Linked DNA regions of Mus musculus: regions 1, 3, 4 and 5 are each linked to region 2. The links are chromatin loops, found by intact Hi-C in ENCODE. Cell type or tissue: left cerebral cortex. All regions are shown on one strand. Links, peaks and the distances in the headings refer to the core of each region. The heading gives the core; the rest is flanking DNA. Region 1 overlaps Rpusd2 (RNA pseudouridylate synthase domain containing 2). Region 2 holds the start of Vps18 (VPS18 CORVET/HOPS core subunit). Region 3 holds the start of Dnajc17 (DnaJ heat shock protein family (Hsp40) member C17). Region 4 holds the start of Ino80 (INO80 complex subunit). Region 5 holds the start of Rpusd2 (RNA pseudouridylate synthase domain containing 2).

Evidence for each region. A loop is a pair of places that touch in the nucleus more often than their neighbours do. Peaks named below come from ENCODE experiments on the same cell type or tissue, not always from the same donor. Only the 100,000 strongest peaks of a DNase experiment are listed, where the experiment ranks them.
Region 1: a loop joins it to region 2, with 2.4 times the contacts of the local background. A loop is called at or near these places in 15 of 42 quality-filtered maps.
Region 3: a loop joins it to region 2, with 5 times the contacts of the local background. A loop is called at or near these places in 5 of 42 quality-filtered maps.
Region 4: a loop joins it to region 2, with 8 times the contacts of the local background. A loop is called at or near these places in 2 of 42 quality-filtered maps.
Region 5: a loop joins it to region 2, with 2.7 times the contacts of the local background. A loop is called at or near these places in 15 of 42 quality-filtered maps.

What each region holds. Positions count from the first base shown.
Region 1 is chr2:119,038,572-119,044,603 of GRCm38, reverse strand. It overlaps Rpusd2 (RNA pseudouridylate synthase domain containing 2), which reads right to left. Exons shown (of 3, transcript NM_173450.3): 3 at 2,406-6,032. The coding sequence ends at 5,845. Among named protein-coding and RNA genes, the nearest start is that of n-TSgct7, 5.2 kb to the left of the region's middle. In left cerebral cortex, for the core only: a CTCF peak has its summit at 3,511 (motif pointing left); a DNase peak (open chromatin) is centred at 3,532.
Region 2 is chr2:119,285,550-119,291,490 of GRCm38, reverse strand. Vps18 (VPS18 CORVET/HOPS core subunit) reads right to left here and starts at 2,749. Exons shown (of 5, transcript NM_172269.3): 1 at 2,361-2,749; 2 at 1,197-1,338. The coding sequence starts at 2,451. In left cerebral cortex, for the core only: a CTCF peak has its summit at 2,861 (motif pointing right); DNase peaks (open chromatin) are centred at 2,354 and 2,842; H3K4me3 peaks cover 1,914 bases; H3K27ac peaks cover 978 bases.
Region 3 is chr2:119,205,583-119,211,614 of GRCm38, reverse strand. It overlaps Dnajc17 (DnaJ heat shock protein family (Hsp40) member C17), which reads left to right and starts at 2,820. Exons shown (of 11, transcript NM_139139.2): 1 at 2,820-2,927. The coding sequence starts at 2,850. Zfyve19 (zinc finger, FYVE domain containing 19) reads right to left here and starts at 2,895. Exons shown (of 11, transcript NM_028054.3): 1 at 2,432-2,895; 2 at 1,012-1,133; 3 at 784-834; 4 at 316-434; 5 at 72-217. The coding sequence starts at 2,485. In left cerebral cortex, for the core only: no CTCF peak of the experiment used is centred there; a DNase peak (open chromatin) is centred at 2,726; H3K4me3 peaks cover 1,984 bases; H3K27ac peaks cover 1,301 bases.
Region 4 is chr2:119,473,587-119,479,618 of GRCm38, reverse strand. It overlaps Ino80 (INO80 complex subunit), which reads left to right and starts at 1,932. Exons shown (of 36, transcript NM_026574.4): 1 at 1,932-2,240. In left cerebral cortex, for the core only: a CTCF peak has its summit at 2,923; DNase peaks (open chromatin) are centred at 1,636, 1,909 and 2,637; H3K4me3 peaks cover 2,779 bases; H3K27ac peaks cover 1,911 bases.
Region 5 is chr2:119,031,809-119,037,840 of GRCm38, reverse strand. It overlaps Rpusd2 (RNA pseudouridylate synthase domain containing 2), which reads right to left and starts at 3,051. Exons shown (of 3, transcript NM_173450.3): 1 at 2,373-3,051; 2 at 627-923. The coding sequence starts at 3,017. In left cerebral cortex, for the core only: CTCF peaks have their summits at 1,753 (motif pointing left) and 2,964; DNase peaks (open chromatin) are centred at 2,480 and 3,025; H3K4me3 peaks cover 1,249 bases; H3K27ac peaks cover 566 bases.

The DNA of each region.
Region 1 (6,032 bases), core at 884-5,883, 250 kb after region 2:
GTGTGCCACCATGCCATGGCCAGCGAAATTTATATTCTATATAAATCATTCAGTTTCGCGTATTCTATTGTAGTAACAGAAAGCAGCCTATTACAGTATTCACTACTTTAAAACTATGGTCATGCCGGGCGTGGTGGTGCACACCTTTAGGCAGAGGCAGGCGGATTTCTGAGTTCCAGGCCAGCCTGAGCTATGTAGTGAGTTCCAGGACAGCCAGGGCTATACAGAGAAACCCTGTCTCGAAAAAACCAAACCAAACCAAAACAAAACAAAAAACCCAGAAAAACAAACAAACAAAAACTATGGTCATTATTAGACCTGCCATTAGACTTTAATAAAAAAGGATCTGGGTGTGGTGGCACATCTGTAATCTCAGCCCTTGGAGATCAGTTCAAAGATATCCTCAACTATTCAGTCAGTTTGAGGTCAGCCTGGGCTATGTGAGACTCTGCCTTTAAAAAAAGTCGAGCATAAGTTTGTATAAGTATATATGTGAATTTTTGGTTGGTAGGTTGGTTGGTTGGTTGGTTGGTTGGTTTTGGTTTTTGAGACAAAGATCCAACTGCCTCCAGAAACCAAAAAATAAAAAATTGTGGAACCATCATTCATTCATTCATTTTTTTGGTTTTTCGAGACAGGGTTTCTCTGTAGCCCTGGCTGTCCTGGAACTCACTCTGTAGACCAGGCTGGTCTCAAACTCAGAAATTCACCTGCCTTTGCCTCCCAAGTGCTGGGATTAAAGGCGTGCACCACCACGCCCGGCTTTTTTTTTTTTTTTTTTTTTTGGTTCCACAATTTTAAAAATATTTTTGTTGAGCATAAATATGTATATGTATTTTTGATTGGTTGATTGGTTTGCAAGTAGCATTTCTCCATAGTTTCTGCTTCAAGTTCCTGCACTTCCTTCTCTAGAGGTTGGACTGTAACCTATGATCTGAAATACACCCTTTCCTTCCATAAGTTGATTTTGGTGAGAGTGCTTTATCATAACTGAAAAGAAACTAGGACAGAAGTCATTTTCATCAACAAGCATCCCTACCCCTGCGTGCTGTACATCCCCATCCGCATCCATCAGTCTGCTCTCACTCATCTCCTGGGTTTTTTTTTTTTGGTTTTTTTTTTTTTTTTTTTTTTTTTTTTTGTGAGACAGGGTTTCTCTGTATAGCCCTGGCTGTCCTGGAACTCACTTTGTAGACCAGGCTGGCCTCGAACTCAGAAATCCGCCAGCCTCTGCCTCCCGAGTACTGGGATTAAAGGTGTGCGCCACCACGCCCGGCCCATCTCCTGAGTTTTACCAGCTTCTAGGATTTGATGGCTTGTTTTGGGTCTAGTTTCTACAAATAAAAGATAGTTGAAGCTGGAGGAGGGGCAGCTACACACTTGTAACCTAAGCATTTAAGGATGTTGAAATAGGAGGAATACAAGCCCGGGCTATATAGTGGAGAGTCTCATCAACCACAATGAAAAAAAGCAGGTAGGTATTGTATTGTTAGTTCTTTTTCTTCTTTTTTTTTTTTTCATTTATTTATATGAATACACTGTAGCTGTCAGACACACCAGAAGTGGGCATCAGATCCCATTACAGATGGTTGTGAGTCACCATGTGGTTGCTGGAAATTGAACCCAGGACCTCTGGAAGTGCAGTCAGTGCTCTTAACCGCTGAGCCATCTTTCCAGCCCTGTTATTCTTTTTTTCTTTTAAATGTATTTATTATCATAAATAAGTAACTGTAGCTATCTTCAGATAGATCAGAAAAGGGTGTCAGTTCTCATTACTGATAGTTATGAGCCATCATGTGGTTGCTGGGATTTGAACTCAGGACCTTCAGAAGAGCAGTCAGTGCTCTTAATCGCTGAGCCATCTCTCCAGCCCCCTTGTTAGTTATTCTTAATTCATTATTTATTTTTATTCTATGTGTAGAAATTGTGCCCTTCCCCCAGCCTTGAGTGGGCTAGTTCAGACCTTTTTTGCAACAATCGGCTAGCCCACCTCAGGTAGAGTCTTCCAACCTAGGTGAAGTGTATTGTCCTACCATCTGCAGCTTCCTGCACGAAGTCACTACGTGTTGAGCAGCTGAGCTTGTCTTCCTGACAAGGTCCTGGCAAAGTGAGGAATGGCTTTTGCCCCCCTGTAAATTTCAGATCTTAGAATTAAACATTGAGCCTTGATCAGAGAACTTTGTCTTGGCTCGTTATTTCTCTCATCGCTCTTCCCATCCATCCCCAGCTTTCCTTTCAGGAACTCAGTAACCCATGGCCGCTGGCGGCTACAGGTGGCACCCAAATGAGGGATCTGATTATGGAAAGACCGACTGAGGGACATTCTTGGTGAAGCTCCACAGAAAATGAAGAAGATGGTATCCTACACGGTAAGCAACATACAGCATTAATGTTTATGCTATAAATTTCATCTTTTGAAGGCTGTTGATTTTAATGGTGCAAAAAGGATACAGGTTAAACTGAGTCAGCGTCAGCCCAATGCTGATATCAGCTAGAGGTTGACAGTGGAAAATGGGGCTGGAAAATTCTAAACAAACATTTGTCTGTAGTCAAGAACTGTATCCGATGAAAGGAGTAGGGCTTAAAATAAAATAAATAAGATAAAATAAAAAGAATAAAAAACAAAAACAACAAAAGGGAGATGCTAGATATACAAATGACATGAGAGAGATCAAGTGAAGGAAAATGGATTTCAGAGCTCTCCCAGGGACAGAAGGAAATCGGGAGACTTCTTGCTTCCTCTCTGGCCCCTACAGTAGGCATCCTTAGTTCTGGTTACATCAAGTTCCTTCCTTCTCTGCATTGTCTGTCCTTGGTGCACCAGTCTGACCATGTGTCAGTTTGTGTGTTTTTGTTTTGTCTGAATGACTGTCGTTCTATGTTTCATGTTGAAGAAAAACTGGTTAAAACTTTATCCAATGGATATCCATCTCTGATTCAGTCTCAGTTTGCACAGCAGAAGCTGTGCAACTTTTCATTAGTTAGATCACTGAAGAAAATGGCATCCAATCTCCCAGCAACCATTAACTGCCAGTAGCCCCTCCCTCACCCATGTTTAAATGACAGTGGACTCAGAATTGCGCCTGGCTTGCAGAGGTAACTACTGCTGCACGGGTGCAACAACCCAGCCACTCCCCACAGACTTTTTAAGGCACCCCTCCTTATCCTCTGGCTCTTCCCTTCTTTCCCAGTCTTCTCCCATATGTTCTGAGCCTGGCAGGTGTGATGCAGGTATCCAGTTTCAAGAGGCTCACTCCTGAACCTCTTGCTGCCATGCCTTTGTAAGTCAGGGTGTTTAGTTCTTACTCTCACATGAAATTACCGTGAGGCTTGTTATGAGAATACCAGGGTTTTCTCTCCTGATGATTTCCTGATTCATAACTACCAGTACTTGGCTCCCATTTTCTAAGGGAGTGAAAATAATCAACAATACCACTTTATTTTAAAGAACGGGAGGGGGAAATTACTTGAATTAGTAACAGAAAGGGAAGAGACTGATAAAAGAGTGAGAGGCGCCATCTACTGGATCAGTGGCTACTTCCAGCTTTGGGTGAGAAGGAGGTTTCATGTTTTTACCCTTTAAATCCTGCTCAAAGCACTCAAATCAACAGCAAGGTTACTTCACACTATCCTGAACTATTACAGGATATTCCAACCCCGAGTCCCTGGAAGACCATGAGAAAAGATTGATACAAAAATACCTAATTAAGACTAACAGCATTTACTGCTTAAGTGCTAAAAAATGGGTCTTAATCCTCTAGATTCAGCTTCAGGAAGACTCATTCCCTCTGTTGATTATGAACTTATCAGGGAAGAATTGTCAGCTGGTGATGCGCCACAGTCCTGGATGGTTATACATCAACAACTCTTTTAAGACGTAGCGCTGAAAGAATTGCAATGGATGGTTGTATGTTTGTTTGCTTATAGTCTATGTTTTATTATACACAAGAAATCTTCAAAATCCTGAGTGGCAGTGCATGTGTTTAATTCTACCATTTGGGATTTAAAAACAAAAACAAAAACTTCAAGGCAAGCTTGTACATGGCTGTCTATAACTCAAGCAATTGGAAAGCTTAAGAAAGTAGAAACTGAGTGTGAGGCCAGCTGGGATACTTAGTGATTCTGAGGCTATCCTGGCTACATAACAAGACCCTCTCAAGAAAAACAGAGAGAGAGAGCAGGAAAGATGGAGGAGGAGAGGAGTTACCCCAGATTCAAGGCTTACAAAAATGTCTGTGTGTGTTATTTTCTTTGTTTGACACAGGGTCTCAGTACACTCCCCTCTCCCACTCCACCCCCCCCCCCCGCCCCACATACACACAGAGGCAGCTTTAGCAATAGACAGACATTTTCCAATTATTTTGATGTGGCTAATGGCTGATAAAATGTGGTTTTGAAAATAAGAATGCGCTTCACATGAGAGAAGAGCTCATTTGGAGTGGAAAGACAGCCGTGATCACGCACAGTGCTTACCTGTGGAAGGCAAGGCATCATAACAGAGTCAGTGCTCTGGTGGTAACAGTCCTGACTCCAGGAAATCTGCCATTCTAAAACATGTTAGTTTTGTTAACTGCACTGCTTCCGTCTTTGTTATTTTGAGACATGAGTCTCACTATGTAGCCCTGGCAGAGGCCAGAAGAGGGGAAGGGTCCCCTAATGCTGGGGTGTCAGGTGGTTGTGAGCCACTCAAAGAGCAATGAGTGCTCTTAACCAGACCGTGTGTGTGTGTGTGTGTGTGTGTGTGTGTGTATGTGTGTGTGTGTGTGAGAGAGAGAGAAAGAGAGAGAGAGAGAGAGAGAGAGAGAGAGAGAGAGAGAGAACCAGAATCATTTTTGGATATTTTGTAATTGGGCTGTTAATTCTTTTGTTAAGATTTTATGTCCAGAATAAATAATAAACAACACAACAAAAAGAGTATATTCCACTGTGAGAAATTATATCACATGCACTAGGAGAGAGATGATCAGTAGAACAAACAGAAAAGAATAAGTGTTGGGTAGCTTGGGGGGCGTGGCACACTCCTTGAATCCCAGCACTCAGAAGGCAGATGCAGGTGGATCTTTGTGAGTTCAAGACCAGCTTGGTCTACAGAGCAAGATCCAGGACAGCCAGGGCTATACCAAAACCATGTCTCAGAAAACAAACATACAACAACAAAGAACAAAAGAAAAAAGAAAAAGACACAGATTGTCTGAGTCCATGCCTGTGGAATAAAGAATAAACTGTTTACCAGGAGTTGAGAGAGAGAAAAAGGGAAGAATGTGCTGTACAGTTTCCTGTAGGAATGAGAAATATGTTTTGAAATCTTGAGATAAGGTTGCTCTAGTTTGTGAATATAGTAAATGCCAACAGTGTTTATCTTAAAGCGGTTAATTTTATGCTATGTGAATTTTATCTCAATTAAAAAAAAAAAAAAAAAAAAAAAGCAAGGCATGGTGTTTCATACCTGTATTCCCGCTCTGGAGGCAATGTAGGAGGATTCAGGGTTCAAGATCTGCCTGAGCTAGAGAAACTCAGAAATACTAAGGGGCTTGGAGGTCAGTTGTAGAGCACTTGCCTTCTAATGGATCTAGATTCTATCCTAAGCACTGGGGGGAAGAGGGAAGGGATCGTAAGAAACCAGTAAAAATGGACATACAAGGTGTTAGAAAAAAATGATCTATGTACAGATCTGAAAGCCCCAACAAGCCAGAAGGAAGGAGGTAGCAGCAGGTACAAGCAAGGTTCCTTACTGTGAAACCTTGCTCTTCTCCAAACCTGAGTATCAACCAATGGGAGCAGTCCCTGTCTCAAGGCCCATCCTTGCTCCAATCCAAGAAGCCATTTTTCCAATGGTCACATTCCTCAGTCTTCTTGCCAGTCATCCCGTGCCCAGGCTGGGATGGGTGAGACGTACTCAAAGTCTGGCCCTTTATAGCGGAGGGCATGCAGGAACATTACGAGATCCTGGGGCAAGGGATCCTGTCGCAACACTCGGCACTCGGCACAGAGCGGGTCTGTTTCTTGAGTCACATCTGCTTTAGCTGCCTTCT
Region 2 (5,941 bases), core at 1-5,000:
AAAGATGTGTGTGTACTACTACACCCAGAATAGAATATAATTTAAATATTCATCTTATTTAATTGTGTGTGTGTATGTGTTCTCGCGCATGTAAGCAAATTCCAGCCCACTGTATTTTTTGGGATAGGGGTCTCCCACTGAATCCAGAGCTCACCAATTTGGCCAGACTGGCTAGCCTGCAAGTTCCCGAGACTCACTTGTCTCTAATGCACTCCAGAGCTGGGGTTACATATTTGCCGGAGTGCAGCTTTTTACATGGGTTCTGGGGATCTGAAATTGGGTTCTCACACTTACAAAGAAAGCTCTTTCCTGGCTGACCATCCCTGAAGTTCTTGCTGGGTGCACTGCTTGTGGGCTTTGTATACACTCGCCTTTCTTATAAATTGTCATCTTACTCGTTTCTAAGAGGTTTGTTCCTTTTTTCGTTTGTCTGAGACAGGGGTCTCACTATGCAGCACAGCGCTGGCTCCCAATCTTCCTCTGTCAGCCTCCCGAGTGCTAAGACTACAGGCATGTGCCACACACTTAAGTCTGATTGTTTAAAACAGGCTCTCCAAACTTACAATGAAGCCAAGGATGACCTTGAACTTGAGATCCTCCTGCCTCCACCTCCCAAGCACTGTGTGCACCACCATACCCGGGTTCTGCTATGCTGAGTATCTAATCAAGGACTGAGCGTGCTCTGCAAGAACTCTCCCAACAGAACTCCAGCCTCACTTATCTACAGCATTTCATTTGCAGTGCCGGGAATCAAACCCAAGGCCTCAGGAATGCCAGGTACTCTATCACTGGGCCACAATCCCAACACCCGTTGTTCTAATAACTATTCGTGCTGGGATTCATCCTTGTGGGACAGAGGTCTAACTGTCTTATTCCAGATGGCTTATCCCAAATGATAAACAACGCTGTCAACACTTTTGGCAAATAGCGGACATACTTCAGGATTCCAGACTGTCCCAATGATCTGTGTGGCTAACTCTGGGAGGCTGAGAGCACCTTTCCCCCTGTTGAAAGACCAGAATGATTAGCTGACTCGTTCAACAGCATGGGTGGAATCTGAACATAGTTCTCTCTGATCTTCAGCCACCACACTGGTTCTCTTTGGGAAGGAATAGTGCATCTCCTGAAAAGCTATTGTGTCATTTGCTAAGTATGGAAAAAGACCCTAGTCAGCTAAAAGTCTCCAAAGATACTACCGGAGCAGTGTATCCTTGCCCAGGCTCATGCAGAGCTGATTGCAGGAGACCACGAGGCTAGTGATCCGCTCCGAGGGGGTGAAGTCAACCCGCTGCTTGGTGAAGATGGGCACCTCCTTCTCCAGGTGGGCACTTACATACCCTATAGGTGGGGAAGACAAGAGAAAAAGGCGTCCAGAGGGGGGTGAGGCACCCAGAAACCCAGAGAAACCCCAGTGTTAGCTGATACTTCTGCTTCCCAAGTATATTCCTACCCACAGGGTCTTGGTTCATAAAGAGTTCAACATGAAATAGTTTTCTGGTTGTCTTTATTGGAAGGGTCCTGGGCTCTTCCCACACTTGTGACAGTAGTAAGGGATTGGTTCTCTGTGCCTGAGATGAGGTTGTATCATGATATGCACGTTCCCAGTGGTAACGGGGGTGGGGGGAGACAGTACAGGGAGGATGGTTTTGGCATTCTCCCTTATGGTCTTTGGCCAAGAGAAACTAAAGTCCCTTCCTTGCTGTCCACACAGTATGGTTCAGTGAGTCTCCATTGTATGTAGAGAGTTCTGGGAACCCAGTCCTATCAGTCCAGTTCATAGGCTACAGTTGCTTTCTCGATAGTCCGCTGCAATATCATCATAGTGTGGGTAACCCTGCGCTGCTCTCCTACACTCTAAACTGCAGCCAGCTTTACCCCGGGACAATCATCTCCATTGTTCCTGTTCAGTAACAAAATTCCCTTTTGGATCGACCCTCCTTCACTTATAACATTCACGTTCCACCAAGTTCAGTGCTCATTCTGCCTCCTCTGCTACCTCAAGATGAAGTCTGGTGGGAACGAACACATACACAGACTCCAAAAGCTTTAAAAAAAATCCATAGAACAAGACACAGAAGCCTGGAACCTATATTCAGTTCTCCCAACTGCAGCCTATAGACAAAAGTAACAAGTACTTCCTTATCTGAGCCCAAGTTCCCTCTTTTGAAGGACCTTTGAGTTAAGGCCTAGATCACGAGGCTGTTCCTGTGGCTCTTTCAAACTTCGACCAATGACAAGCTGGGCAAGACAAGAAAGGCCTGGGGCTTAGATCCTAAACACACGCTGCAAGCTCTAGAGCTTCTCTCCCCCGTAAATGCTACCATAACAGAAAGGGGCAGAGGCGGCCTCTTCTAACTTACCAGAATGGGGGATGCCCACGCTAGGGCAACCAGTCTGCAAGACGGCCGAGCGGGACAATGAGTCCTCGTACTCATCCAGGATGGACGCCATGGCAATCAAGTTCTGGATCTCTGATCTGGGGGCTGGGGGTCACAACTGGGACCCCGGTCGTCCTGGATTTGCAAGTTGTGCTTCCCCAGCGTCTGACAGATCCTGAGAACCTTTTAAAAATTCTGGGGCCCTTTTCGCTTTCTCTGTGAAGGACGAGACGATCGAGGAGCCCCAACTAGTCCATGGCGCAGCTTTGCACCCCAGCTCCAGTCCCAAGAGATTATAGGCTCCCCTTAGCAGATCCCAGGTAATCACAACCTCGCCCAGGCAGCTCAGCTGACTCCCGCCCCCGTGACGCGTGCTTATGACGTGCTTCCGGGTTTTTCAGCCGCGAGTGTTAACTGGAGTCCTGGGCACCTGAGCCTCCACAAGGAGGCGTTGTCGGAGACTCGGCGCGGCGGGGGAGGAGCGCTTGCGGGCCACCCTGCTGCTGCAGTTCCTCATGTTGGCGCTAGGAGGCAGCCCGGGATTTCCCAGCGGCGTCCAGTAACAGGCTTGCGCGGATCCTAGGCTTCCGCAGCTCAGACTTCACTCCCTCAGACTGTCACTGAAAGGCCGGCGGTGCTCCTCCATCTGTCACACTACCTCCTGTTCCTCAATCGAATTGCTGCCTCAGTCCACCTTCACAGGCACAGGCAGAACAGTCTGAGTGTCCCTTCTTTCACCCCAGGGCCCCCTAGCTTCCAGAGGAAGTAGCTGAATGGGTCACAAGTGTGGCTCAGTGGTGCATAAGCACCTTGCCCAGCGGGTATAAGACCTGGATTTTTTTTTTTTTTCCTTACACCGCAAAAAGAAAACCATACAAAATTTAATCTCCAGCAGTGGGAAGGCTGAGGCAGGAGGATTACTAAGGACTGGGCTACAGACCCCCAGAAAACAAAACAGAAAGAAATTGACAACGCAATGGCCAGGTTAAGTAAGCTGCCTCATAGTAGCTCCTTAGTGTAGGGGGAGAGGCAAGGGTCACCGGGAAAACTGAAGCAGGCTACTTCCAGGCACTCTATACGTTGAGTGATGTTGACTGTCCTTGTCTAGCATGTGGGAAGCCTTAGGATCAAGCCCTAGTATCAGAAAAAGAAAAGGGGGTTATATATAGTCTTCAGGAAAGTCACGAGCGAAACCCTATAAGCCGTGTAATGGGGTGGAGAGGAAGCGGGGCTGGCCTTGGGCAGACTGTGGAAGCTATCGTGTGATCCACTGGAGGCTATAACTGGGGATAAGATCTGATGTTGGTACTGGGAAGCAGGTGTTTGAAAAGGACATGAGACCTGAGGCAGAAGACAGGCCTTATGTATCCATCCGGGAGAGAGAGAGCTGGGAAGTGGGAGACCATCTCAGAGGAAGGCACCAGAGACCTAGTGACAGGTTAGGTATGGCAGGCAGATGAAGGAGAGTGTGGGGACAGCTGGAGACCTGGCTGGTGGGAACAGAGGAGGAGCCAAATGAGAGGGGGTGGAGGTCACATGACTGAGCTCAGGGCACTGCTAGGGAACTTACTGGGGAACCCCAGCTTTACCTGTAACCTGCTCCAGGGCAGTCACCAATAACTAACTAGTGAATGTTTATTAGACATTTGCATAAACGAACTCTCTCATGGCTCAGTTTCTACATTTATAAAATGAGAAAAAAAAAATCTCTTAACGGTGTGCGGACAGTCGGATGTTATACAAATCACTGAGTGGTGAGTTTGTGTTTAAATATTACTAGTATTTAATAGCGGATTGTTGACTAAATTAAGATCCAGACCCGAAGAATCAAACCCAGCGCCTCACAGATACTGTGTGAGTGCTACATCGTGGGCTCCATCCTCAGCCTTGGATTTGCTGTTGAATTGAAAAGGTTTAGATTTTAATGAAATTGGAGACTATGGATCTAGCTTACTTGGCAGACAAGAGGGTTTGTTTAGTTTCATAGGATGAGGCCCTCAGCACAGCACAGAACTAGGTATGGTGACTATGGTCCCAGCAGTCAGGAAGTGGGAATAGGAGGGTTAGAATCTCAAGGTCAAAATTATAAAAGAAGCCGGGCAGTGGTGGGGCACGCCTTTAATCCCAGCACTCAGGAGGCAGAGGCAGGTGGATTTCTGAGTTCGAGGCCAGCCTGGTCTACAGAGTCAGTTCCAGGACAGCCAGGGCTACACAGAGAAACCCTGTCTCGGAAAAAAAAAAAAACAATAAATAAATATAGATAATAAATAAATAAATAAATAAATAAATAAATAAATAAATAAATAAAATTATAAGAGAATAAGAGAGAGCAGTGGGGGGGGCATGTTATAGTAGCATACATACTAAAAGATTGAAACAATACAGAGAAGGTTAGCATAGGCCCCTGTGCTTGGAAATTCTTGAAGCATTCAATTTTAAGAAAGAAAAAGAAAAAGGAAGGAAGGAAGAAAGGAAGGAAGGAAGGAAGGAAGAAAGAAAGAAAGAAAGAAAGAAAGAAAGAAAGAAAGAAAGAAAGAAAGAGAGAGAGAAAGAAAGAAAAAGAAAGAGAGAGAGAGAGAGAGAGAGAAAGAAAGAAAGAAAGAAAGAAAGAAAGAAAGAAAGAAAGAAAGAAAGAAAGAAAGAAAGAAAGGTAGGTAAAATTTTTAAAGAGGAAGAAAAAGTTCATCTTTGACTGTAAGAACAAAGTAGAGGCCAGCCTAGGCTGCATGAAGCCTTATTTCAAAACCAGGGAGGGCTGGGGAGATAGCTCCGTGGGTAAAGTGCTTGCTGAGGAAGGAGTCACAGCAGCCACATTAAGGCAGGTATCTGGCAGGGTAAGGTGACACACACCTTTGACCCCAACAGAGTGATTAAAACAACAAAGCAAGCCTCTGAAACCCCAGCACTGCTGTGAGACAAGACAGGTGACTCCCAGCACCGACTGACCAGCCAATCTAACAATGAGGGAGTTCCAGGCCCAGGGAAGAATCTGTTTAAAAATAGAGTTGCCAGGCAGTGGTGGGGCACACCTTTAATCCCACGCAGGCAGATCTCTGTGAGTTCCAGGTCAGCCTGTTCTACAGAGTGAGTTCCAGGACAGCCAGGGAAACCCTGTCATCGAAAAGCAAAAGCAAAATAAATAATTAAAAAAGATTTTTAAAAAATGTAGATTCAGGCACCTCTCCATGAATTCAAGTTCAGTCTGGTTTTCATAGTAAGTTCCAAAGGTCCTGAGTTCAATTCCCAGTAAGCACATGGTGGCTCAAAACCATCTGTAATGGGATCCAATGCCCTCTTCTAGTGTGTCTGAAGACAGCTATAGTGTACTCACATATATTAAATAAACAAACAAATATATAAAACAAGCAAACAAACAGTTCCCTGAGCCTGAAGTGTATAGGTCTGGATTCAAGCCCCAGCACTGACAACAACAAGACTGGGCCCAAATGTCAGACTGTTACCAAGTAGAGGACAAGAGATAACAAAACAACTGATTTGGGGGATCTGGGGAGTGGAGAGATGGCTCAGCGGTTAAGAGCACTGACTGCTCTTCCAGAGGTCCT
Region 3 (6,032 bases), core at 511-5,510, 80 kb after region 2:
TCATACATGTATCTGGGCTTGTGAAGGGTGCTCACCCTAGGAAATCCTTTTCTTCTAAGCCACACACTCACCGGTCTCACGGTGTGAGAAGGTGGGACTCTGCCCTGCAAGGCTGCAAGCCGATCCTCCATCTCCTGCGTGGAAGGAATGGGGCCCTGGACTTCATCCTTCAGTGCGGCTAGCCGTGCCTCTATCTCGGCTTGTGAGGGTACTGACTCTGCAGTTGGAAGGGAGAAGATTTGTAAGGGCCAGAGGAAGCTCAGACCTCACTTCTGGTATGTGCCTTTAAAGGTCCCCTGGCCCACTCCCACTCACTAGGCTTGTTTTCCTGACGAAGCCGTGCTAGGCGCTCAGCGATGGCTTGGTCTTTGTGGGTCAGGCTTTGGCTATGGGAAGTGCTGGACTTTTTCTTGGCTTCCAAGGCTGCCACACGCCTGGGTGAATATGAGGTAGAGACCCTTAAGGTTAAAGAGAAGACTGATGGCACCCATTCAAATCAATCTGGGCCTCTACAGGCCATCTTCTGTGGCCTCTATTCATGTGGTACCACAGCCTAACCCAGATGACCAGCAGGAGGGTATGCCTGACAGGGAAGGAGCTCCCAAATGCCTTTTCTGATAACTGGTTAATGAGCAGCTTTCAGGATCCAAGAGGGAAGCCAGGAGCCTGGAGGTGGGCATTCTCTCTGCCCTGCACCCATTTGCTCTGGAGACTGGAAGGAGAGATGTGGTAGTGGTGTCCTTGTTTCTTCCCAGCCCCACTTGTCTTCTTCTCAGCACTTACTTCTTATAGTTCTGAGGTGGTGACCACTTGGAAGCATTGTCAGAAGACCCTCTGGAGAAAGGACATCAGAGGACAATGGTGTCAGAAGTCCTGCCCTCCTTCCCATTGGTAATTTCTACCCCAAATACTTCCCAGGCAGACCTCTGGCCAGGGCGCACAAGGCCACAAGGCCTGACCAGATGCTTATTGTCATGTCTGTCTGAACCCTTGTCAGAGCCCATCTCTCACCTGGTCAGGATTGTGTGGCACTGCTTGCAGACTTTCTGTTGTGTGTTGCCAGCCCGGGGTACCAGAGCGCTGAAGCTAAGACAGCCGTTACAGAAGGCTCGGCCACAATTCTTACAGCCATACTATAAGAAACAGGAAGCAGGAGGAAGCATGTCTCACCCAGCCCCGATGGCTCTTCTCTGAGACCCTCTAAGCACTCACAGAAAGAAGGAAGTGAAGTTGTGACCAGATTTTGAAGGAAGGAGGAAGAGTGGTATCCCTAGGGTTCTGGCCGAGATGGGTTCAGCAATTCCTTGTTTCCGGAGTCTTATTCAAATTAGATAAAACTTCAGGCAAAATTCACATGCTTTCTACCATTTTCAATTTCTTACCATGGGGGTGTAGTGCAAAGACAAACAAGGCCCAGTGTGTCAGGTCCCTGGCTTGTCAACAAAAAGAATCAGAGTTGGGTGCAGATCCCGTGCTTTCTCTGTTCTGGTAGAGATGGTGGGAGGTTCGCCTCAGGATAGGGTTGTAACAATAGCTTCAATTATTAAGTACTTAGTGTGTGCCAGGCACTAAGCCTGCACCTTAAAATTCATCATTTGTTATAACCATCATCACTTACATACGTCATCATATTTGATCCTGATGCCCACCAGTATTATCTCTATTTTAACAGGGGCCAGTGAAATTACATGACCGTTCAATTAGATCATTCTTTGAATAAGACAGGGCAGCTGAAATTTGAACTCTGACACCAAAATTGATATGTAAGTGCTCCAATCCTATACACCATGAATTCGTCCCATTTACTTCCCTTGCAGCTCACAAGGGGAATGTGGTTGAGAAGAAGGCTTTTTCATTGTGCCCTGGGGAGAAAAGGGCAAGCTGTGGACGGGGCAGGTTTCAGAACAGAGAGCAACCGGCATGCATGGGATGACTTTAAAGACAGAGATGGAGAGAAGGGGAGTGGATAGAATGTAGGTGGAGATTTAAAAAAAAAGTGTAGCTTTTGGAAACTTTACAATTTCTAGGGTCTTTTCAGCTACAGCACCTCACCGAAGCTACTTTACATTTTCTTAATTTACATTATTTCTTTGTGAGTGTATGCGTGCAGACATATGCATATCATGGCATGTGTGTGGAGATCAGAGAATAACTTTCAGGAGTTCTCTCCTTCCACCATGTGGGTCCTGGGGTTCGAACTAAGGTCATCGGGATTTGCAGGAAGTGCTTTTACCTCACTGAACCTCATCAGACCATCATCTTAACCCGGAAACGGGTGGGCATCCGACCCACTTTACAGAGAGGTTAACCGGGTTACTTCATCAAAACCACACAACTGAAAAGAAGCCGTCAAACGGTCTTTAGCCTGCAACTCCCTTCCCTTCGCCCCGCGTCCTCCCTTGGCCCTTCGGCTTTCTGGGAGTACACTCGCCTCCTTCTTGAAGAGGGTGAACTTGACAGCACAGCCGTAGCACCTGCTCTCCATAGCAGTTCTCGGCGCTGCAGAATTGGTAGGTTAGCCTCTCACCAGCGCAGGGTAGGCCTCTCAGACCCTCAGGTTGTGCAGCCCAGTCCCACACGCCCATCGGCGCTGTCCAGGGGCGGCCCAGCGCGGAGAATTCTGACTTTGCACTCACCAAGGCGGGGCGGCAGCGGAGTGGGGCATGCTGGGAGTCGTAGTTCATTCTCCGCAGCGCGCTCCTCCACAGCCAGTCAGACGAGAATCGGAAGGCATCATCCCAGGAGGCTTAGCGCGCTTTTGGGCCGGCTCGGAGCGAGTAAGCCCCGCGCCCACGCACACGCTCAGACTCCTGGGAGTTGTAGTATCAATTCAAGTTTGGACTAGAACCATGGCGGTGACCAAAGAGCTCTTACAAATGGATCTGTACGCGCTGCTCGGCATTGAGGAGAAGGCGGCAGACAAAGAGGTGAGAACTTGATAGGCAAAGCAGTTCTTCGGTCCTCGCGTCAGGGCGCGCGCCTGGCTCCGGCTTTCTATGCTCCGCCCTATCCTGGACCCGGAGCGAGGGACGGCCAATGACTAAAAAGGGGGCCTCCGGGCACTTCCTGAAAGGCTTGAGGACTGGGTTAGGGAGGGAGGCATTGAGAACTCTGAACTGTGTGACCGTGCTGTCCCTTCTGCCACACTGTTTGGAGGCCGGTTGAACCTGAGAGCCCAGGCCTGCTTTTTTGCGCCTGCGCAGCATCAGTTTGTACGCTGAACGTTTTACCTGTCTGTCTGGAGGTGTTTGGTTTTAGTCTGTTTTAACTTCAGGGGGATCCTAGGAAGAAAAGTCTCTAGGCTCTAACTCCTCCCCTCAGCCCCTCTTCTTTTTCTGGATTTGACGTTGAGGCCTAGAACCTAGAGGCCTCAGTTTTCTTTTCCTCTTTTTAAGTATCAGATGTTCCAATGTTGTCAGTGCGTGCTGCTTAGCGGGTTAAACAAGAGGATCAGAAGGTTAAAGCAGGTGGTGTGGGGGTCCACTTATCTCAAGTGCTGTACTTAAGGTTTCTGTTATTTACTCTTAGATTGTGGTGGCAATAGTGACAGTACACGCAGGGGAGTTCATTGGATAAAAAGTAATGCCCACCGGGCTGGGCATAGTGATCCAAGCCTGTAATGCACTTGGGCGCTGGAGGGAGGAGAATCAGGAATTTAAGGTCAACTTCAGTTTCTTGTGGAGTTTAAGGTCAGCTGTCTTAACGTGTTTAAGGTGGGGGGGGGGAAGAGATCCTTTTTATTTATTTATTTTTTCGAGACAGGGTTTCTCTGTATAGCCCTGGCAGTCCTGGAACTCACTTTATAGACCAGGCTGGCCTCGAACTCAGAAATCCGCCTGCCTCTGCCTCCCCAGTACTGGGATTAAAGGCATGCACCACCACCGCCCAGCAAGAGATCTTATCAATGCTCTTATACTTCTGGACTGCTTGTCCAATGCTTGAGTGTCAGAAAGAGTGCTCTGGGGCAGAAAATCAGGGTGATTGGATTCTTCAGTAAAGTTGTGGTCATCCTGCTCAGAAAGCTTCCTGAAGATTTGGCTGAAGTCAAAAATGGATGTAGAAATAAATACTCGTAAAGCACAGGCTTTCTCTTTGCAGCCCTGGCTGTCCTGGAACTCACTCTGTAGACCAGGCTGACCTGGAACTCAGAAATCCACCTGCCTCTGCCTCCCAAGTGCTGGGATTAAAGGTGTGCGCCACCAATGCCCGGCTCTCTCTCTCGCTCTCTCTCTCTCTCTCTCTCTCTCTCTCTCTCTCTCTCTCTCTCTCTCTCTCTCTCTCTCTCTCTCTCTCTCGAAGAAAAGTTGATGTAGCCCTGGCTGTCTTGGAACTTTCTATGTAGATCAGGCTAGTTTTTCCGAACTCACAGCGATAAATCTGCCTCCCAAATGTTAGGATGCCCCGTGCCCTGCTTTTGGGATCCAGGCTTTTTACCTGAATGCTTAGGATCCAAATTCAAATCCTCTGCTTACAGAACAGGCACATTACAGACTGGGCCAGCTCTCCAACCCCAAATCATAATCCTCACCACCACCACCTGCTGCTTCTTCCTCCTTCTCCTCCTCTTCTTCCTCCACCACCTCCTCCTCTTTCTATTATTGTGTGTGTGTGTGTCTCAGACAAAAAAACAGCACAGAGACCCTACTTAAAAAATATAAACGGGGTTGGGGATTTAGTTCAGTGGTAGAGCGCTTGCCTAGCAAGCCCAAGGCCCTGGGTTCGGTCCTCAGCTCCGGGAAAAAAAAAAAAATATATATATATATATATATATAAACAACGAGGGGGATGGGGTGGTTGGAGAGATGTCTTTGCAGTTAAAAAGGCTCACAATACTTAGCATACTCTTCCAGAGGATATGAGTTTGGGGCATCTGTAGTCAATAGCCTCTGCAGACATCTGCACTCATGTGCATACATACTCCCACATACACTTAGACATATATTTTATTTTATTTTATTTTATTTTTTTTTTTTTAAGATTTATTTATTGATTATATGTAAGTACACTGTAGCTGTCTTCAGACACTCCAGAAGAGGGAGTCAGATCTCATTACGGATGGTTGTGAGCCACCATGTGGTTGCTGGGATTTGAACTCTGGACCTTCGGAAGAGCAGTCGGGTGCTCTTACCCACTGAGCCATCTCACCAGCCCTAGACATATATTTTAAAAAGAACCCAACTCAGTTTAGTTGGCCCCCTCAGTGAAGTTTTGTCTGTTACTCCTCAACCCCTATGCGGGATATGAACTTAGGACTTTGCTAGGCAGATGTCCTATTGAGCTCCAACCTAGTCTTTTTGCCTGTCACTCTCTTTCATAGCAGCTGACTCCCTCCTTTACAGCACTTTACACCAGTCTGCAGTTAGTTCTATTGTTATAGTCTTTGTTGTTGTTGTTGTTGTTGTTGTTGTTGTTTTTGAGACAGGGTTTCTCTGTATAGCCCTGGCTGCCCTGGAACTCACTCTGTAGATCAGGCTGGCCTCGGACTCAGAAATCCACTTGCCTCCCCAGTGCTGGGATTAAAGGCATGTGCCACCATGCCGCCGCGCTGGTTAGTTCTATTGTTATTTGCCTAATTCCTCAATACTTTCTGTGCTTCTACCTCTTGAGAAGCAGATCTGGGGGCTGGTGAGATGGCTCAGGGGTTAAGAGCCCTGACTGCTCTTCCAAAGGTCCTGAATTCAATTCTCAGCAACCACATGGTGGCTCACAACCATCTGTAATGGGATCTGATGCCCTCTTCTGGTGTGTCTGAAGACAGCAACAGTGTACTCACATAAATTAAACAAATAAATCTTAAAAACAAACAAATTATTTTATATTTTAAATTTTTATTTTCGCTTTAGTTTTATTGTTTTTAATTAGGCACGTGTGACTGCGTATGTACACATGAATGCAGGTGCCCTCATTGCCCAGAGGAGTGGATTCCCTGGAACTAGAGTTACAGATAGTTTTGAACCACTATGTGGGTCCTGGGAATTGAATCCAGGTCCTCTACAAGAGCAGCAAGGTTTCTTAACTGCTAAGCCATCTGT
Region 4 (6,032 bases), core at 356-5,355, 190 kb before region 2:
TCAGCCCAAATGAGGTGCTGGGTAAGTGAAATGGAGGCAAACACAGTTCTCATCTGGGATCGATTATCTTGACAGGGCTAGTACTGTTACAATGAAACTGATCAGAAGTGGAACAGAGAGAACACATCCATGTAATTCCATTTTGGTTTTTTCCTTCGTGGGTACTGGTGGCACCTTGCCCAACTGGGCAGCTGATATGTGGGGGAGCGTATCCGGACAATTTTTCCGAATTGTCCTCCCTGAAGCCAAGCTCGTGGTGAGGGAACCATTTTTGAGCATTTGCGATTCCTTCCAATTTTGAAGTAGGGCAACATCAGGCTTTATGCCTCTCGAAACAGGATCTCTGCATCAGTACTGAGCAGGCTATTTTGGCAAAATAACACAAGGCTTTCTGGAGTTCTTCTTTCCACTTGTCTTCTCTCTTTAAAAAAAGATGGGCTTCTTTCTACTTGCTTTGATTCTTGCAGAATTATTTTTGTAATTTAAAAAGATCGCCTGTGTGTATATATATCACACGCACACGCCACAGCATGTATGTGGTGGTCTGAGGACAGTAAGCAGGAGTCAGCTCTCTACTTGTACCATGTGGGTTCTGGTCTGGTTATCAGAATTGGTGACAAGTGACTGTGTCTGCTGAGCTGTCTAGCCAGACCCTCTTATAAAGTGTTACTGTTAAACTTTGTGAACATTTAAGGTCTTGTTTACGGACACTTTTTCTCCTGAACTTAAAGCATATCGAGGCCAAGAAACATTAAAAAAAAAAAAAAAAAAAAAAAAAGAGCCGGGCGTGGCAGCGCACGCCTTTAGTCCCAGCAAGCGGATTTCTGAGTTCGAGGCCAGCCTGGTCTACAAAGTGCGGTTCCAGGACAGCCAGGGCTACACAGAAAAACCCTGTCTCGAAAAACAAACAAACAAAAAAAAACAAGACATTTTTTAAATAATCATTTTCTAGACTTTAATTTTAAGCAGTTCAGTTCCAAAGGATGCAACTTGGACCCAACTGGAGTTGCACAAGGCACAGTACAGGCAAAACAGATAATATTAAACAAGCGATTCTTGCAGAAAACGAAAGGGTGAAGTCCAACAATTCTATATACGTCTTGGAAACGAGTGGATTAAGTGCAGAAGACTGCATGATGGCGCACACTGTAACCTCAGTCCTCGGGAGGCTGAGGCAGGAGACATCCCCCGAGCTTGACGCTAGCTAGCCTGGGCTATTAACCAAACCCAGACAAAATAACCATGAAACAACCGCCCCGCCCCGCCCCGCCCGCCCCAGCTCTGCGGTTGCTCGAGTGTGGGCAGGGCGACTCACCCCACTGGGGAAATGGAAAGTGCATGGAAGGTGAAAGCGCCTTCGTGCCAACGGTCTCGGGCCGAAGGGGGACAGTGTCGTCAGGAAGACGACCAGGAGACGTCTCCAAGTTGGCTCTTACAAGGATCCATCCCCGCCCGAGCTGGCCTCGGGGTAGGCCAGCACTACCTGGAGAAAACTTCCAGCGACAACGCCAAGCAGTCCCTCCCACCTGCAGGACCAAAATGAGTCCCTGGTTTTTGGGCGGTTTCCATTGACGTTACTTCCGGAAAAGTAACCTTTCTGTGGCAGTTGCAGGGCCGCTGAGCTCTCGCGACATCTCCTCCCGCGAGATCTGCTTGCTCACTCTAGCGATGACATCCTCCTCCTCCTCCCCGTCGCCTTTCGGCAATCTTCGCCAGTCCCAGCCCCGACCAATCTGCACTCAGATAGTATAGATGAGGGTCTCCCCCAGAACCCCGGTCCGCGCGGGGCGTCGGGCGGCGGCAGCGGGGTACAAGCTGCACGAGGCCGCCCGTAGCGGCACGGTCGGCGGACACGGGCTAGCGACTAGCAGTGGGCGTGGGCGGGGCAGGGCTAAGCCGGCCGAGTACCTGCTCGATTGTTCTGGCCTGGCTATGGCGCCTCTCCTCCCCCCCGCCATGGCTCCCCGTGTCCCTGCTCCGCTCCTCTCAGTGAGTGAAAGTGGCCGCCGCCGCCGCCGGCCCAGCGCCCGCAGCCGCCTCAGCGCCGCCGCCATCTTGGGGTCCCAGGAGCCGCCGAGGGAGCGAGCTAGGAGCGTTCCCGTCCAACGCAGTCACCGTCCCTCGGCCTCCGAGAGCGAAGCGCGGCTCCACAGTCGGCGGGGCGACCCCCCCCTCCGGACCCCGCCCGCCCCCCGCCCCCCCTCCGCCGCCGCCGCGGCGGCGGGGCCCCTCGGCCCGAGGTGAGGTTGAGAAGACGTGGGCGGGTGGACGGAGGGGGTGTCGTGTAGGCCCCTGTGCGCCCCTCTCTGCGGGCGACGACTGGGCCGCTTCTTAAAGGGGCCGTCGCCCCCGGCCCTGGGGTTTGTTGGGGTTAGAGAGGATGGGTGTGGACACTCCCCATAGGGTTGGGACCTCAGAGACCTGGGCCTCGGCTCTCCTGTCGTGTATCTCTGGCTCTCCGGGGTTATGGGTGACCTCGGCCACCCGAGGAAGCCCGTGGAGCACCCACACGTGGGGAGTGTTAGGCCAGGTGCACGTGGGACCCGGTGGGGCGGTGTCGCTCTAACACGTGTGTGGGTTTGGGAGTGGGGAGGGGCAGGGCGGAGGCTTGTCGGGCTGGACCAGGAACCGGACGAGGGTTCTACCTGTCAATTCAAACGAATGAGATCTATGGACTGGATAGAGTATCAGTTTAATGGGGAGCGAGCCACGGTTACGGGCGAATGATGCAAGTTGCTAGTTGGTGTTAGACGGGGACAGGCTAACACGTGCACAGACTTAGAAATGTGTCTGTGACAGCACTTCTGGGTTTTCGAGGCGTTTGCAGTGCGTCTCAGCAAGTGTCATCTTACTTTGACAATTCCTTCTTGAGCTTGCTGATGAAAAGTACTACTTCCGTAATCACGGAGGATGGAAGCCCCCTACAGTTTAGAAGTTGGATATTGCCGAAGAAGGCGTTTAACTATTTTAGTTCAGAACCAACTGTGCTCAGGACTCTTTGATTTACATTCTTGTACTTCTTAGGACTCGGGAAGGAATTTGGAGGTTGAACTCCTTAAAACATCGCTGATGATCAGCTTAGTTTTCCCAGTTAGTGATCCATGATTTACATCCCTAATTTTCACTGTGGGTTATTGATGCTTCCTTTCTTCCGGTCGTGTCTTTTTTTTTTTTTTTTTTTTTCTTTTTCCTGTTTGTTTTTTGTTTTTGGCCTGGATGGCCGGGAACTTGATATCCTCCTGCCTTAGCGTCCATGGTGCTAAGATTATAACTGCACTTCCATCTCTGGCTTTTTTTTTTTTCCCCCGAAGGAGTAACATCTTTATCAGATATGATTGCAGCTCAAGTGAATCAGGCACAGTTCAGAAAATTTCAGTATTTGCAGACTGTACACCTATCACCACCATTTAACATTGACTTTAAAAGAAGGTCTAGAAGTTTCTTAAACGTCACTTTTTCCTCTTCCCACAACATTTGGTAACAATCTATTTTCTGTCTTAGATTTTTTTTTTTAAATGAGACAGGGTCTCATAATGTAGGTCTGGATGTCCTGCAATTGACTATGTGGAGTGGGTTGCCCTGCAGCTTACAGAGATCAGTCTGCCTAAGCTTCCTGAGTGCTGGGGTTAAAGGTGTGCAACCCTGCCCAGCAGATGTGCTATGCTTGACATTTCTGACTTACCTAAAGGCATGCTCAAATATGTACCCACATTTTACCAGCTGCTTTCATGTAACATGTTTGAGATTTATGTATGATATAGCATGTAAACTTTGTTGCTTTTCTTTTATTGCTGTTACTTTTTTAAAAAACATTTTGTTTTATGTATGTGAGCCTGAGTATATGATGTACTTATATGTATGCTGGAGCCCATGGGGGCCAGTTAGAAGAAAGCATCAGGTCCCTTGGAACTGGAGTTACAGGTGGTTGTGAGCCACTATGTGGGTGCTAGGGACCTAACCTTGGTCTTATGAGAGAGCAGTAAGCGCTCGTTAATGCTGAAATGTCTCAGCTCACCATTCTGGTTTTTTATGAGCCAGGGTAGTTTTGAATTCATAATTCTCTTGTCTCTGCCTCCTATTAAAGTATGGGATAATAAAGGTATGGGCTATCTGGTTTTCTTTTATGCTAGAAATTAACAAGCACCATCATTGTATAAAATAACCATTTGAGATTGTTGATTTGGTGGTTCTTTGCATAGGCTTTCGCATCTTTGTACTTATCCAACTTTGGGTCTAAAAACCTTCAAAACTTTTCAAAAAGCAGAACTTGAATTTGCTTTGGACCCAGCACTCTGATGAACAGGCTAATGAAGTGGTGTGTAGGCAAACTATGTTGAGGGCTGCCTCAGCTGCTCACAAGTCCTACTCTCCCTTGCACTGGTCTGAGCACTATTCACTTTACATCTGTCTCTTTTGTGCTGTGTCCTTAGGTCTGTGGTAGTTATAACTTCTGAACAGAAACTCCCACACCACCCCCATTTTACTATTCCCTAAACAACTACTCTCATCATGCTTATCTAGTGTCACATTTAAGCATAACCTAATGGTGACTTAACCTATGTGGAGGTGTGTGGATTATGTCAAACAGTGCATCGTTTGAGAGAGCAGCACTGGAACCAACCTCCAGGGTACTGAATAATCACTATGTACTCATGAGTGACATTTTGGAATTACGTATAGGACCATGTCTTTGCCACATAGCCCAGGAATATAGTAGTTCATACCTCGAGCATTTGTATAAGCCCACTGTATGTTTACATGACAACAGAAATAGCTCAGAGCTCAAGGTCACATTTCTCAAGAGTGTATCTTTGTCAGTAAATGATGTGTGTGCCTAGTAAAATCTGCTTATCTTCTTGAGTAGGGGAGGGGTAAGATAGGGTAACATAATGTTGTAGCCCAAGGTGACTTGGAACTTACTGTATGAACCACGGCATCCTCAGATTTTCTGCAGTCCCAGCTTTGAGCCACCTTGCCTGGTATCTGTCTGTATTCTAAAATGAATTTTGTTTTTAAGGGATTAAATTTGATTGTTTTAGTTTACTGTGTTCTTTCCTTTATATCAGTGGCTCTCAAACTTGTTAGTGCTTCAACCCGTTAGTTAATATGGATGGGTCTTTATGTTGAAGTGACCCCAATCAAAGTTATTTTCTTTTTATATGTTTTATCTATTTTTTTAATGTATGAGTACATTGTAGCTATCTTCAGAAACCCCAGGAGAAGATCAGATTCCATTACAGATGGTTGTGAGCCACCATGTGGTTGCTGGGAATTGAACTCAGGACCTCTGGAAGAGCAATTGGTGCTCTTAATCACTGAGCCATGTCTCCAGCCCCATAAAGTTATTTTCATTGCTACTTCATAACTGTAGTTTTGCTACTGTTATGAATTGTAATTTAAATATCTGTTTTCTGATTGCTTTAGGCAACCCCTGTGATGGGAGGGGTCAGACCCACAGAATGAGGACTATTGCTTTACAACTTGAAGAAAAGATTTCAAACCAAGTTAAATAAAAATACACACACACACACACACACACACACTTACTTTTATTTAGTATGTGTATGTATATGTACATAACATATCACAAGTGTGGAAGTCAAAGGAAAATTTGCACAACTTGTGGGAGTCTTCTTTATTTTCCTACCATGTGGGTTCCTGAGGGTTTGGAGGCAAGTTTCTTTGCCCCTGTAACCATGTTCCAGTTTTCAAACCAGTTTTGGACATAGTCTTTTTTTTTTTTTTTTTTTTTGATAGGGAATGTGAGTAGAAAAAAATTTCTCTGACTGGACTGGTGTGTGCCTCAGTGATAGAAGACATATTCAGGGCCTTGAATTTGATCCCTAGCACCACCCTCTGCCAAAATAATAATAATAATAATAATAACAACAACCACAACCCAAAACACTGGCAGTGCCTGCTTATAATTTGAATAGATAGGAGCCCAAAGCTAAGAGAATGAAAAGTTTTTTTCTTTTTTTTGAGACAGGGTTTCTCTGCTTAGCCCTGGCTATTGGCTATTCTACAACCCC
Region 5 (6,032 bases), core at 123-5,122, 250 kb after region 2:
CACAGTTAGGATCACCTGCTGCTCTCCCAGAGGACCTGGGTTCAGTTCCTAGCATCTACATGGTGGCTCACAACCATCCCTAACTCCAGTTCCAGGAGAGCTGTTCTCATTCTAACCTCTGCAGGGGCATGTGTGCACGCGCGTGCGCAAACGAACACACACACATACACATACACATGCAGAACACTCATATAAACTAAAATGAATACATAATAGAAATTCTTTTAAAAAGAAAATATGAACTGAGAAAACATTTACCTCACGGGGCTACCATAAGCGTTTCATAAATTGGGTTCTAATGTGTTGGGGATTAAGTCTGGCGTGTGCTCAATGAGCGAATTATGATCCAGATGCAGAGCATAATCACCACCAGTAAGAATCTTACTTGCACCTCTTTCAACTTTATCCTACTAAGTGAGCTCTCTTCAAAATCTTAACAATGTTTAATGTTTCCAGAACAGCAAACTACCAGGGCCATCTCCAAAGCCCTTCTGAAGCATACAGGATAGCTGTCTTTGGAACTTCAGGTGCTGAGCCTCCTCAAAAGAGGAAGGTTGTAGATGCCCCTCAATCTACTTTATGATTCCTCTGTGTTCCAGTGTACAGCAGGCAAAAGCCTGACTCACCTGCCGATCCCGAACCTGCTCATGGATCTTCTCCGAGACTGCAGCTGTCTTCGCAAACATGAGCACTCCTGAGGTGAGGCGGTCCAGCCGATGCAGTGGGTGTAGCTCTTTCAGTTGGTGCTCCTTGCCTAGGATGAAGATGACCGTGTTGTGTCGGAAGCGGCCACAGGGGTGCACAGGAATGGAGGACGGCTTGTCTATAACAACCACATCGTTGTTCTCAGCTAGCAGGTGGATAGGCTCTGCTGTGACTGGTGGCTCATGTCTGTGCACTGTGTTCCGCAAGAAATCATTGTCCTGTCAAAAACATACGCAACATCAGCCTGGGACCAGCAACCTATAGATAGTCAGTCACCCCAGCTCCTCAGTTCCTTACTGACACAGAGGAACGGTCACAGTAAAGCCTTCAATAGAAAAAGAAGTGGGTGTAGTAAGATCTCATTTTGTAAAAATATACACAGGCATACAGCTAGTTTTGAAAAATATACAAAGTTGATTGAATTTCTTGGTGGTGAGAATGAGTATTTTTGCTTCTTTATATACTCTTTACAATAAAGTTGTATTTTAAGATTTTTCATTACATTCATTTATGTGTGTACATGCATAACAGCGGCACACGCAGAGACAAGAGGTTGTGAGTCTTAGTGGCAAGGACCTTTACCTACTGAACATCTCACCATCCTGACAGAAATATATTTGAAAGTAAATGTCTTTTAAATAGAGAGACAACCTCTACTAGTTACGAACAAACAACACAAGTTCAGAGCTCTAGGCTCTACACACAGATTTGATACAAGCTCACTACATACTCTTGGGCAAGTCATTTTAACGCCTCTAGGACTTGGTTTAAAAACCTATGGTTTTCAAAATCTGTATGGGGAAGGTTATTTCCAAATCCTGAAATTCTCCTTTTCTCCTTACAATCTCTGTGAGCCAGTGTTAATGATAGTAGTCTCACTGAATTTAAAAAAAAAAAAAAAAGGCTGGAGAGATGGCTCGGTGGTTAAGAGCACTGACTGTTCTTCCAGAGGTCCTGAGTTCAATTCCCAGCAACCACACGGTGGCTCCCAACTATCTGAAATGGGATCTGATGCCCTCTTCTGGTGTGTCTGAAGACAGCTGCAGTGTACTAAAATAAAATAAATAAATCAAAACAAAACACCTGCCTAGTATCTATCCCTGACTTCCTAATTCTATACACATGGGAAACGAGTTTCAGTGTTAATATGAGCGCACACTTTGGGAATCGTACTGTTGCCTTACTTTGAGGTTCAGTTTGGTCACAAAGGGGAGAAGAAGCAATGCAAACTCCCCAAAGTTGCCACTTGAGTTTAATGTTAGAGTGCACAAAACGCTTAACTTTGTTCCTGATACAGTTAAGAACACATAAATGAGGTCTCTATTATTATTTGTACAGAGATATATCATGCAGGGTAGAAAGTAGGCAGTGCCCTTGCCACAAGGCAGATATTAAAGGAACATGAGAATTTCCATTTTGTTTGTTGGAAACAAACAGCCTTGCTGGCAAGGATGATCAGGTTAAGTTCTGGAGCGTGGGAAGGCTATCTAACCTACTTGGGGCTGTGGGAAGCGGGGACTAAAAGAGCACCAAGAGAAAATGAGATTGTTTCTGAATTACCATCACTTTACTCCCATACTTATAAGGTGTGTCTGAGAAAACAAACAAACAAAAAAAATCCCAAAACCTTCCCTCCTTTTCTCAAAGCTAGTTCCATCAGACACCACCTTGAGCACGATGCTGAGGTCCTGGACTGGTTCCTCGTTGAGATGCAGGCGTCCTGCCCGGACAGCGGCCTCGTAGTAAGACAGTGGCTGGGATCGGAACTCGGTGCTGAAGACGTGCAACAAGCTGCGGCCCACCCAGCGACCTTTACAGTAGGTCTGGAAGTCAAAGTAATAGGGCCGCACCTTGCGCAGGCCGCCCTCGAAGTAGTAGGTAGTCTCTGCGAAGTGCTCATCGCTAAAGCTCACCCCGGTGCGCCGTTTCTTCGGAGGCGGCACGACCCGTTCCCCAGTGGCGCCCCTCCGCTTTTTCCTCTTGCCTGAGTCGGCGACTGGAGCTGGGGTCTGCTCTCCGTTGCTCGGGAGCTGCCCTTCGCCTCCCTGGGCCTGGTCCCCGCTCTCCGGGACCTGCTTCCCTACCGCCGCCGGCTCCAGGCGCTCCAGGAGCGGCTCTCCGCTCGTGTTGCTACCAGCATCTCCATTTGGCTGAACCAAAGCCTTCAGCCCGCCCGCTGCCTCGGCTTGCGCAGACAGTGCCTCAGTCATCGCCTTCCCACAGCTACCCCAAGTCCGGACAAAGCTGTGGGACCAGAGCGCCACCTGCCACTGCACAATGTCCCGTAGGCAGCCCGGGACACCCCGCCACATGACAGCACGGCTAGCCGCTTCAGGGTCGCAATCTGATGGCGTCACAAGGTAACAACCAATCAGGAAGATCCCAGTACAGAGGCGGGTTTGCAAGAAGGGAAAAGTGAGTTGTTTTCAGAGTTAGGTGTCTGAGGAAGTCCTTGCTTGGAGTACCCTTATGCCCAAGGTCACAGGTAGACTCATTGAAGAGATCAGATGGTATTTCCTAAAGGAAATCTTCGGGAGTGCTCCACATAAAAGACTTGAATGGAGATGATGGTACACATTTCAAATAGATAAGCGCTATTTTCCTGGGTCTGTAAAAAACGCCTAAAAGTGTACTTAAAAGAGGCAGAGCCCGCAAGGTATCGCACACCTGTAGCTCAGAAGGAGCATCAGGAGTTTCAGTTCTATGGTTATTCAAGAGTGTGTCTCAAAATAAAAGCAGACAAGCAAAAGAATAGTAATTATTATTGTTTTAAAAAACGAATACAAGGCAAACAAGCAGGAAAAAAGTACCAATCAGAATGAAAGTTGCTACAGCTATGACTGTATTAGTACCAATTTGTCTACTTTGCTTTTACTTTTGAGGGACAGTGTTGGAGAATCCTAGAGTATCAAGCACTCGTTCATTTAAGTATACCCAGTACTGCTATTGTATGACTTAAAGGCTGCATATTATAGTATGTTACATACCTTGATAAAGCTATTATTATATATATTATATATTACATATTATATATAATTGTATATGTACATATGTATTATAGACATACTCCCCAGAAGCAATTTTTTTCACACCTGCCCTTCCTGCTAACAGCATGAAAAGAACTAGAGATTGCCTATTTGACTTCCATGAACTCTTATCCAGAACCACTTGCACATTAGAACTTCAAATGGATCAAAATTTTATTGCCAAGGTCTTATGTGTGTATGTGTGTGCCAGTTGCATGCACTTGTATGTATGAGTGTGTGCAAAGGTGAGAGGTCAACCTCAGATGACCTTTCTCTGGTGCCGTCCATTTTGTTTAATGAGACAGGGCCTCTCACAAGCATGTACTGCAATGCCCACCTTTTTAATGTCGGTTCTGGGGATCGAACTGAGGTCTATGTTGCATGACAAGCACTTTACCAACTGAGCCTAGCCCTTCCTTTATCTCCCTAGCCTGCTAGGGTTCTTAAATGCAAAATGCTGAAAACTGCACTGGCTAACTTCATCAGAGCAGGGATTACTGGGAGGATGTTAGTACTTCATAGGATTCATAAAAGAGTTGAAGTATAGACTGAGGAAAGAGACCAAATCAAGGCAAGCAAGGCCTCTGAAAACTATCTGTTGCTGGAGAAGAACCCCACTTGGGATGCTGCCACTGTGAGACTTGCTGCTGTGCCAATTACTCTTTGCCCCCACAACCCTTTGTCCCTTGAAAATCACTAAATATATCAGTCTCTTTGTGATCCTATCTCAAGATCTGGAATCCTACAAGGGAGCCAAACTTCCAAGAGGGACTAAATCTGTCTTTATTTTACAGAGTGCCTGGCAATAGTCAGTAATCCCATTATTCTTCACAGTGGGATTTCTCCAAAAAATGTAAATATTTGATTGCTAGTGTCTAAAAACAGGACAAGTGTCTAGTCCAGTTCAAGTATGTGAGCATGAACTTTCTCATGGGCGTTTACTATACAAAATGTTAATGTTGGCTTAGACTATTCTTATGCATTAGCCTTCTGGAGAAGATCAAGAGATGATTTTTATCTAAATGCTTCTATATATCAAAAGTCCCACAAAGGGAGGTGGACATAGGAGGACCAGAATTGTTAGGTCATCTTTGACTAAATAGAGAGTTCAAAGTTATAAACAAAAATTTCTGGGGGGAGGATATGGGGGACTTTTGGGATAGCATTGGAAATGTAAATGAGGAAAATACCTAATTAAAAATAAAAAGGTATTCAGACAATGAAAAAAAAAAGTCTCACCAAATGAAGTGAAGGACAGAAGATGTCCGTGTGGTTTTACTACAGATCAGACTGAGATACCTGAAGCTGTAGAAATCTTTATGCTGAATGCCAGATTCCTAATTACCTGCTTTTTAAAACAGAGGTTGGATTTTACACTGGCTGTGAATACCATAGAGCAGAAGTGCTTAAAAAAGAAAACACTATCTCTTGAGCATGTTGCCTTATTAAGAAATTTACATTGAGGGCTGGTTTGCACCTTTTAACTGGAGATATGACAGAGAGAGAGAAGACAGAGAGAGAGAGAGAGACAGAGACAGAGACAGACAGAGAAAGACAAATAGAGACAAAGTTAGGGAGAGAAAAAGAAGAAACTTACAACGAGGGTAGCATTTTATCCAGAGAAACTTATACATCAGCAGGGTTTCTGCTTCATAGAGTTTGTACAAACTCAGCTTGACCTAATCACAGACACCATGAGTCATAACCACGATTGCCCCTGAGAAACGTCAGTTGATTTTTGCCACATAGTTTCCTAGTAAGTGTACGTAGACCAGGCCATATGTGGAGCTTTGTAACTAGATCCCAGTGCAGTCAATGTCAGATGACATTGATATTGAGTTAGGCAAACCAGGTATTTTCTACCTGGAAAGCACTTTTGCTGTGTACCAGAATATACATTTTTTTGGCTGAAATTACAGGTATCCACTGGCCTTATTGCCAGAAAGGACCACACTTGCACCCCCAAGTTCCTAATAAATTGCATTGTATACAATCTGAGGTCTTTCTGCCTCTTTCTCTCTTCAGTCTCATGTGACCTGGAGCCCATTTTTCACACTGGACTGTTCTTGAACAGAGCTGATATAATTAATAAATTAATTCAATTAAAGCACATATTATAGTGCTTAGTAAAGTTGCTGGATGTAAAAACAAGTCAAAAATCTTATTTCCTGACTCTTCTTGACTTTTGAATGGAAGTTTGCTCTCCAGCCAGGTTGTCAGTGGTTTGTCTGCCCGGCTTGAGAAGCACTAACATACACGTTTACTGTGTACTTTGTGGGCATCAAGCATCTTCTGAGCTCA